Linked DNA regions of Homo sapiens: region 1 is linked to region 2. The links are chromatin contacts, found by Hi-C or POLR2A ChIA-PET in ENCODE. All regions are on one chromosome and are shown on one strand. Each heading gives the region's core, a stretch centred on a gene start or an enhancer-like site at or near the end of the contact. The rest is flanking DNA. Distances are from core to core; before and after follow the strand shown.

Evidence for each region. Hi-C counts contacts between places; a loop is a spot of excess contacts on that map. ChIA-PET counts read pairs that join two places held with the same protein, here RNA polymerase II (POLR2A). Pooled maps may share reads with other maps.
Region 1: a loop to region 2 is called in a map with no recorded cell type, with 10 times the contacts of the local background. The contact joins two enhancer-like sites. A Hi-C loop is called at or near these places in 1 of 37 single-sample maps with no recorded cell type and 7 of 50 pooled maps. POLR2A ChIA-PET finds 5 or more read pairs at or near these places in 1 of 52 experiments (H1).

Annotation. Positions count from the first base shown.
Region 1 is chr10:14,614,858-14,618,950 of GRCh38, reverse strand. The region is part of intron 2 of FAM107B (family with sequence similarity 107 member B); the gene reads left to right. Among named protein-coding and RNA genes, the nearest start is that of FAM107B, 160 kb to the left of the region's middle. Within about 2 kb of position 1,555, at least 4 of the 41 ENCODE cell types and tissues checked have a DNase peak (open chromatin) inside an H3K27ac peak, as active enhancers do.
Region 2 is chr10:14,013,010-14,017,392 of GRCh38, reverse strand. The region is part of intron 2 of FRMD4A (FERM domain containing 4A); the gene reads left to right. Among named protein-coding and RNA genes, the nearest start is that of FRMD4A-AS2, 24 kb to the right of the region's middle. Within about 2 kb of position 1,257, at least 3 of the 41 ENCODE cell types and tissues checked have a DNase peak (open chromatin) inside an H3K27ac peak, as active enhancers do.

The DNA of each region.
Region 1 (4,093 bases), core at 306-2,805, 600 kb before region 2:
GTCTGTTTCTGTGTCTCGTCTCCTCTTATGAGGATACTTACCAGTCAGATTAAGGGCCACCGTACTCCAATATGACCTCATCTTAATTACATCATCTGCAGTGACTATTTTTTTTTTAAGCAGTCTCACTCTGTCGCCCAGGCTGGTACCCAATGGCATCATCTCGGCTCACTGCAACCTCTGTCTCCCGGGTTCAAGCGACTCTCCTGCCTCAACTTCCTGTGTAGCTGGGATAACAGGTTCACACCACCATGCCTGGCTAATGTTTGTATTTTTAGTAGACACGGGATTTCGCTATGTTGGCCAGGCTGGTCTTGAACTGCTGACCTCAAGTGATCCACCTGCCTTGGCCTCCCAAAGTGCTGGGATTACAGGCATGAGCCACCAAGCCCGGCCCGTAATGACTTATTTCCAAATAAGGTCACATTCGAAGACTGGAGATTAGGCCTCAACATCTTTTTGGGGGGCGTGGGGGCAAGGGACAGAATCCAACCCATAATACCATACAACCCGACAGTCCCACTCCTAGGTTTTTACCCAAGAGAAATGAAAACATATGACATATGTTCTCACACAGACCTGTGTGAGATGTTTATAACGGCTTTATTCATAGTCACCCCAAACTGCAAACAAGCCAAGTTCATCAACTGTAAATGGATAAACTGAGATAAACAATACAATGGAATACCACTTGGAAATAAAAAGAACGAATTACTGATACACCCAAGAACATAGAGAAATCTCAAAAGCGTCTTGTGAAGTGAAAGCAGCCCTGAAGGAGACTGAACTGTATAATACCCTTCATGTTGCATTCTGGAAAAGGGAGAACTATGGAGCAAAAATTGCAGAGACTGTGGGTGGGGAGGAGGGAACTCACCACAAGGGGACATGAGTCAACTTTTTTAGGTGGTGAAATATTCCCTATGATAATTGTGGAGGTGGTTACACAACTGTATTACATGAGTCAAAATTAATAGATCTGTAGACTAAAAAGAGTAAATCTTACTGTATATAAATTTCACTTCAAGAAGCTGGGTTTGGTGCTTCACGCCTGTAAACCCCACCTCCCAGCTTCAAGCAATTCGCCTGTCTCAGCCTCCCAAGTAGCTGGGAAAACAGGCATGCGCCACCATGGTAATTAGGCACCAAACTCTGGGTCATGGGCCTGTCTCAGGCCTTTTTTTTTTTTTTTTTTTGGCGTCTACCTGAAACTGTCTCTAGTTGTTTATTCTTTACTCCTGACCGGACAGCACCTTCCTAGATGCAGCAGTGTCCTTTCTTCCCTACCAGGACAGCTTGCTCTTGCTTTACATGTGTTGAAGCTCTGAGCACACAGTTTTACTTTTGTCTCTGCTCAAACACAGATAGCCACTTACGTGTTTCATCACTTCTAAGCAGCCATCAATTGTGAAATTAGGATATCTTAAGCTTCAGATGCCAGAATGTACAATTTTATGTTAAATCATATTCAGTTTAGACCATTTTTGAAAAGACAGTGTCTCCTGAGTGGCTTGACTCCTTGTGAGCAAGACCCAGGCTCTCCCTCACTTCCTGTTGCAAGTTTGAGAGACATGTATCCTCTCCAGGGATTAAAACCAGTAAGGCCCCCCTGCTCCACCTTCAAGTGCAAGCCCCTTCTCTTTGCAGATGCTTTTATCTTGATATGCAACAATTGCTAGCAAGGTGCAGAGCAGGAATTACACACAGGTCTCAACAGGAAAGGCTTGTTTCCTGAGTCTTTCATTCACAGTGAAAACCGGGGCATGATCTTCAAAAAAAACTGAAAATATCCCGAGTCAGTTAATTTCCTTTTCCTTTCCAGCCTCTTTATTTCCTTTTCTTCACTCCTGCTGCATTCTTGTCTGTAATTAGCTCTTCCTCTCGGTTCTCTTTCTTCTCTCTTTTCTCCTATTGCTCCTCTCCTTTTTCTTCTCTTCCTTATCCTTCTCTTATTCACCCACCTGCCTGCCTTATTTTTATTTTTACTTTCCTTACTCTCTCTCTCTCTCTTTTATTTTATTTTTATCTTTTTGAGACAGGGTCTCCCTGTGTCACCCAGGCTGGAGTACAGCGGCACAATCATGGCTCACTGCAGCCTTGACCTCCCAGGGCATCCTCCCACCTCAGCCTCTGAAGTAGCTGGGTCCACAGATATGTGCCATCACACCCAGCTAATTTTTGTATTTTTTGTGCAGAGGCAGGGTTTCCCCATGTTGCCCAGGCTGGTCTCCAACTCCTGGGCTCAAGCGATCTGCTTGCCTTGGCCTCCCACAGGGCTGGGATTACAGGCATAAGCCACTGAGTCCAGCCTCCTTACTCTCTCGAGTGTGCCTTTCATTATTGCTGTTCTTACTCTGTAAAGTTTTGTGTTCTCCAATATGCCTAGAAGAAAGTCTGCCACAAAATTGCCAATAATATACCCACTGGGTCTTTCCATTTTTTTATACCAGGCTGACCTAGGCAATGGAACAATACCTTTTATCCATTTCTTGGTGTGATTACAGCTCAGGCATATTCATTTTCAACCTCATTAATAGTCCCCTGGGCTTACTTTATGTCATCAGAAGAGGAGTGAGAATTATGGAAATCTCAGTAAAAACAATGCCCCTTGTCTTTTCATTTCTGTGGTGTTTTTGAAGCTCGAGTTTCCAGTAGCTCCATAGAACTGCTAATCAGATTTTTTCCTGTATATAAAACTGAGTCTTAAGAAGAGTCATTCCAACAAACATGCAACATGCCCTTAGTTCAGCTTTATCAAAATTTTCAATAAAGATACTCAGTTCAGTCATCCACAAGCAGGTCAATATTATTATTATTTTTTTAAAAAGCCACTGTCCTTAAGGCTCTTTATTTAACATAGCAGGGACATATCCAACCTCTTTTAGAAAGTTTTAAAATAATTGTTACAAAATGTTTGAAGGAATAAACTATTAAGGGAAGTTTTTGTGATTCTTTTATACAATTGGGAAGTATGCCTAAGTAATTCCGTCATATTTATTTTTAATTTAATTTGATAAATATCTATCTAGCTCTGATTATGAAGTACTTATTGTGCTAGGCACTAAAAAAGATTAAAACATTGATTCCTGCCTGCCTTCAAAGTTGACAAGGTAATTAGGGAACACATACAAAAAATTATTGCTTAGGACAAATAAGAAGTTTGTTAGCTTCTCGAGTATGGAATGGTGCTTTTTATTTAACTTACTCTGTTCCCAAATCTAGCTCACTCCTTTCCACACAGAGATACTTAATAAGTAATTTATAAATGCTCAGTGCTATTAAAAAATTAAATAAGCACTTGGTCTAGGTTATAAAAGTTAAGGAAGGCCTTGTGGCAGACCTAAGATTTGAACAGAAACTTAATGCATGGGCAAAACTTGGATCTGCTAACAGAGGGGAGGAAGAGCATTTCTGCCAGAGGGAACATCATGAATGAAGATTGGGAGGTGGAAGTGGGTGTATTTATGCCTCACAGGAAACTTGGCTAGAGTAGAGTTCACTTCAGCAAGGCCTAGGCTTAATGTCCAGAAGACCAAAAGATATCCATTAATTCTCTCCCTACAAGATCGTTCCTATCAGCTTATAGAAAATTATTTGTTTCTGCCTTTTTTTTTGTTTTTTTGAGATGGTGTCTCACTTTGTCACCCAGGCTGGAGTGCAGTGGCATGATCTCAGCTCACTGCAACCTTCACCTCCCAGGTTCAAGTGGTCCTCCTGCCTCAGCCTCCCAAGTAGCTGGGACTACAGGCACATGCCACCATGCCCAGCTAATTTTTGTATTTTTAGTAGAGATGAGTTTTCACTATATTGGACAGGCTGGTCTCGAACTCCTGACCTCAAGTGATCCACCCACCTCGGCCTCCCAAAGTGCTAGGATTACAGATGTGAACCACCACACCCAGCAGTTTCTGCCATTTTTAAAAACAAGCAAAACAGTGAAACAAAACCTTTCTTGGCCCTGGATTCCCCTCCGTCTACTACCCTTGACAAAGCTGCCTATACTAGCTGCCTCCAATTCCTCTTTTCCCATTATGTCTTGAAGCCACTCCAGCCAGGTCTTCACCCCTGCTGCTCCCCGAGTGATTCTTGGGTT
Region 2 (4,383 bases), core at 8-2,507:
CCATTCCAGGTGCAATTACACAGTTTACCCTGTGAAACTGCACTTCATAAACATGGCAAATCAATGCTAGTTATCAAAATCCATCCACGACTGACAGCACATGAAAACGGGCTTTGCAAAATGATCTTGAAAGCCAATCTACACAGCCAGCTTCACAGAGGTCAGCTTATTACCCGTTTAATCACATGGCCATCTTGCAGGAGCGTTATTCCTCAAACCCTGGGCATGACATCACTCCTAATAGCACACACAATAAGCCATTACTACCATGTAGAATAGCCTTTAGCCAGGCTATAGCCACTGATGACCTGATTTGGCCTCATGCTGGGAAGGGCAAGTGGAGTTCTTTTGGGGACAAATCATATCAAGACCAGATGTGAAGGACCTTCGTGTGGAGGCATAAAATCCATCTGCAGCTTGTGAGCAAGATCTCTGTCTGTGGATGACGAGCTGAACAGCCTGCAAGGATGCTGATGGGCCTTGTCCTTGATGTCCATAAGGCAAGGCCTTCTGACACAGATACCGACAAATCTTCCACATGGGTCATTCATATTTGACATTCTCTATGGCTAGATCCTTGCCAGAAAGATCGAGTGAGATCCTGGGACACCTGATTTTCACATGAGGTTTCCATGCAGCAGATGGTGCATTTTCCTCCCTGCCCTGCAAGAGGATAAGGTCTAGCTTCCTTTGTCATGTGTGATTTTCATTTGATGGGGATAGGGGGTCTTAACCTGGGTGAATTAATTCTGTACTCATAGTTACTCAAATGAAATCTACTAAACAGGGAGCTCTCAAAGGTTCAAGAAGAAGTCTGTTTACCACTCAAAATAGGTGGCTAAGCCGGATGGCCTTTAAGGAATTCAGGCAGATGAAACGTGGACCTTATAGCAGAACAGACAGGAAGAGGCAGATGGCTAGACGGTGAAGTGCAGGAGGCTGTTGTGGCAAATGAGACAACAGGAAAACCGTGTGCAGAATTGAGACTGGAAGAAAAGGGAAGGTGCACACGTCTTGTTTACAAAGAACTTTCACAAACATTGTTTCATCCTGTTGGGTAGGTGTTCAGCAGACTTGACATTCTCTATGACTGATGCTCGCTATGATGAAGATTGAGTGATTGATGCTTGCTATGATAAAGATTTAGTGAGATTCTGGGATGTCCAATTAGCACGTGAAGTTCCCATGCAGCACAGGCTGCGTTTTCCTCCCTGCCCTGGAAGAGGGCCAGGTCTACTTCCCCTTGTGATGACATTTTCACATGCAGACTCAGGGCTAAGGCCAGCAGTCTTTCACTTCACCACAGACGCCTCATCACAGAGAGGAGCTGAGTTTGAGGAACAAAAGAAAACTCTTCCAATAAGCAAAAGTTATCTTGCATCCCCAGTTCTTGGCTCAGCACTTGATCCGTTGTAGTGACACAGAAGAGGGAGGCGGTCAATGGACACTGGAGCCTCTCATTGTGACCCTGAGTGAGTTACTTCAGTCTCTGTACCTCAGTCCTTTTGTCTTCATCCAGGGAAAATAAGAGTACCTATTTGATAAAGTGTCATGAGAACTAACTAAATTATATATTTTAAAACTTTAGAATAGTGCCTGTAATAGAATATGCCGTATAAGAGAATTGCCTTATTTTATTAGACACTCAATAAAATAATGGTTGAATGAATGATGTAACATAAGCAATAAATGAAAATAATACAATTCATTTAGACAAGGATGAAGCCAGTATCATGGAGCTTGGTACAGAATACAAGAAGAGCATGGGCAGTGTCATGGCAGAAGCGAGGAGTTGACCACTTATCCTAGAACACCACACCCTCTCCCACAGCAAGGATAAGCAGGAGTCAAACTGCACAATTCAGTCTAAACATCCTTTATCTCATTTGCCTGTCTGCTCATGGAGGACAAGTATTAAATGAAGCCTAGACTGCAGTCCAGCAAGGCAAGGGAAGGAAGAGAGAGTCAAGGAAGGGAAGGGGAAGGAGGGGAGGCGAGGGGAGGGGAAGAGAAAAAGGAAGGAAGGAAGGAGAAAAGGGAAGGGAAGAAAGAGAGGAAGCAAGGAGAGAAGAGGAAGGGAAGAAAGGATGAAAGGAAGGGAGGGAGGGAAGGAAGGAAGAAAGGAAGGAAAGGAAGGAAGGGAGGGAGGGAGGGAGGGAAGGAAGGAGAAAGGGAAGGGAAGAAAAGATTAAAGGAAGGGTGGGAGGGAGGGAGGGACAGAAGAAAAGGAAGGAAAGAAGAAAGGAAGGAAGGAAGGAGAAAGGGAAGAGAAGAAAGGATGAAAGGAAGGGTGGGAGGGAGGGAAAGAGAGAGAGAGAAGGAAGGACAGAAGAAAAGGAAGGAAGAAAGGAAGGGAGGGAGGAAGGAAGGAAGGGAGGGAGGGAGGAAGGAAGGAGATAAGAAAGGATGAAAGGAAGGGAGGGAGGGAAGGAAGGAAGGAAAGAAGGAAGAAGAAAGGAAGAAGTAAGGAAAGGAAGGAAGGGAGGGAGGGAGGGAAAAATGTATCTGCCCACCCTAGCTAGCTACAATTCTGCCTAGAGTCTTCCAAATGGCACAGGAGGAGGAAAAGTCTGTCCAAAGACAGATACTGCAAACAGCGCACTGTGTCAGAGCAAACCGTAGGTAAAACCAAGAGAAAGCTTTCCCACACTGGTGAGCTGGAGATAATCTCGCAGCCCCTGGGCATGTGAGGTCTGGTGATAGGAGTGTTGCTTGATGTCTTGGTCCTGTTCTTACGGATATTGGGTTTCATGTTTGGCCTAAATTCCAGCCAGTTTTCAAACAGAAAATTATGGATGTAGGCAGCCTTTCTGTTTGTCTAACCTCAGTCCCAGCTTCCTCTAATGAGACGTGACATGAATTACCTAGGCTATAGCTGGGTGGGGAGGTAATGGGATGGAGATGGAATGTTGAAGAAACACAGGGTTTCCCTTCCAAACTCCCCCCTCCTGCTCTAGGAATTTTCCAAGTCTTTTAAGAATGTACTTTTTGAAGATTCAGCTATTTTTCATTTTTGTATTGATATATAATACACGTACATATTAATGGGGGGCGTGTGATATTTTGTTACATGCATAGAATGTGTAATAATCGAGTCAGGGTATTAGGAAGAATATGTTTTCTTCTTGCGTGTGTTTTGGTTCAATTTCATCCTATTGCTCCTCTTCTCTTCTTCACATGACAATAATTACAACACCAACTTCCATCAAAGCGACGGTTTCTCCCATCCCCCAGCTGGGGGCAGGTTCGGGTGATGGCTGCAGTGGGAACCATGGGTGTGTGTCTCCACCTCCAAATCCTTCCCCTGCATCCCCACCCACCTCCCCGATACTCACTGCGCTGTCTTCACCCGTCCAGGGCTGAAGTGGACCAGAGGCCAGGGCCTAGCAGGGAGCTTTCATGCCTGAGCTGTCATGGGCTGGCCTTGGACTTTGGGTTTTTTGTTTGTTTGTTTTTGTTTTGAAATGGAGTTTCTCTCTTGTTGCCCAGGCTGGAGTGCAATGGCACAATCTCGGCTCACTGCAACCTCCGCCTCCCAGGCTCAAGTGATTCTCCTGCCTCAGCCTCCCGAGTAACTGGGATTACAGGGATGCACCACCACACCTGGCTAATTTTGTATTTTTGGTAGAGACGGGGTTTCTCCATGTTGGTCAGGCTCGTCTTGAACTCCCGACCTCAGGGGATCCACCTGCCTCAGCCTCCCAAAGTGCTGGGATTACAGGCATGAGTCACCCTGCCTGGCTGGGCTGGCCATGGTTTTCTCTGGGACTAATGGGTGTTTAAGCCCACCTCTTGTCCTTGCAGGGTGCCTTGTGGGTTTTTTGCTGGGGATCTCTGGGGATTTATCTCTGCAATTCCCTGGTCCAAGAGATGTCTCTCTTCCAATAAGCCATTTCAGGCACCTCTCTTTCCCTGAGCCCCACACCCCTCTTTTGTTTCCCTCTCCCTCCTCCTACAGCCTGGAGGTGAGGTCATTGAGGGATTTCAAACCTGCTTCTCAGACACCCCTTGTGCATGTCCTGCTTAGAGGCCTAACTCCTTGAGTGGCGTGTGGGAGAGGGTGGGAATAGTTGCCATCTATTGCCTGGAGCCCTCAAACGACACTGAGAAAGAGCCCGCTTTTAATACCCTGCAAGATGTTACAAGGAAGTATGGCTCAAGATGGAGGTTAGGACAGATATTTACAATGTCAGCCTTGGATTGTTTCTGTTTCCTTCATGTAAGTGGTATTTCGCCTTTTTTGCAAAGGAAAGAATGATAAGGAACAAAATCAGAAAGGCCCCTTAGGTCACCTTCCCATCTCTTTCTCCAGCTCACCATCCTTTGCCCCTTCTGCTGGGGCTCATGGTGGCCTCAGCCTGCCTTCTGCCCTGGGAGTGTCAC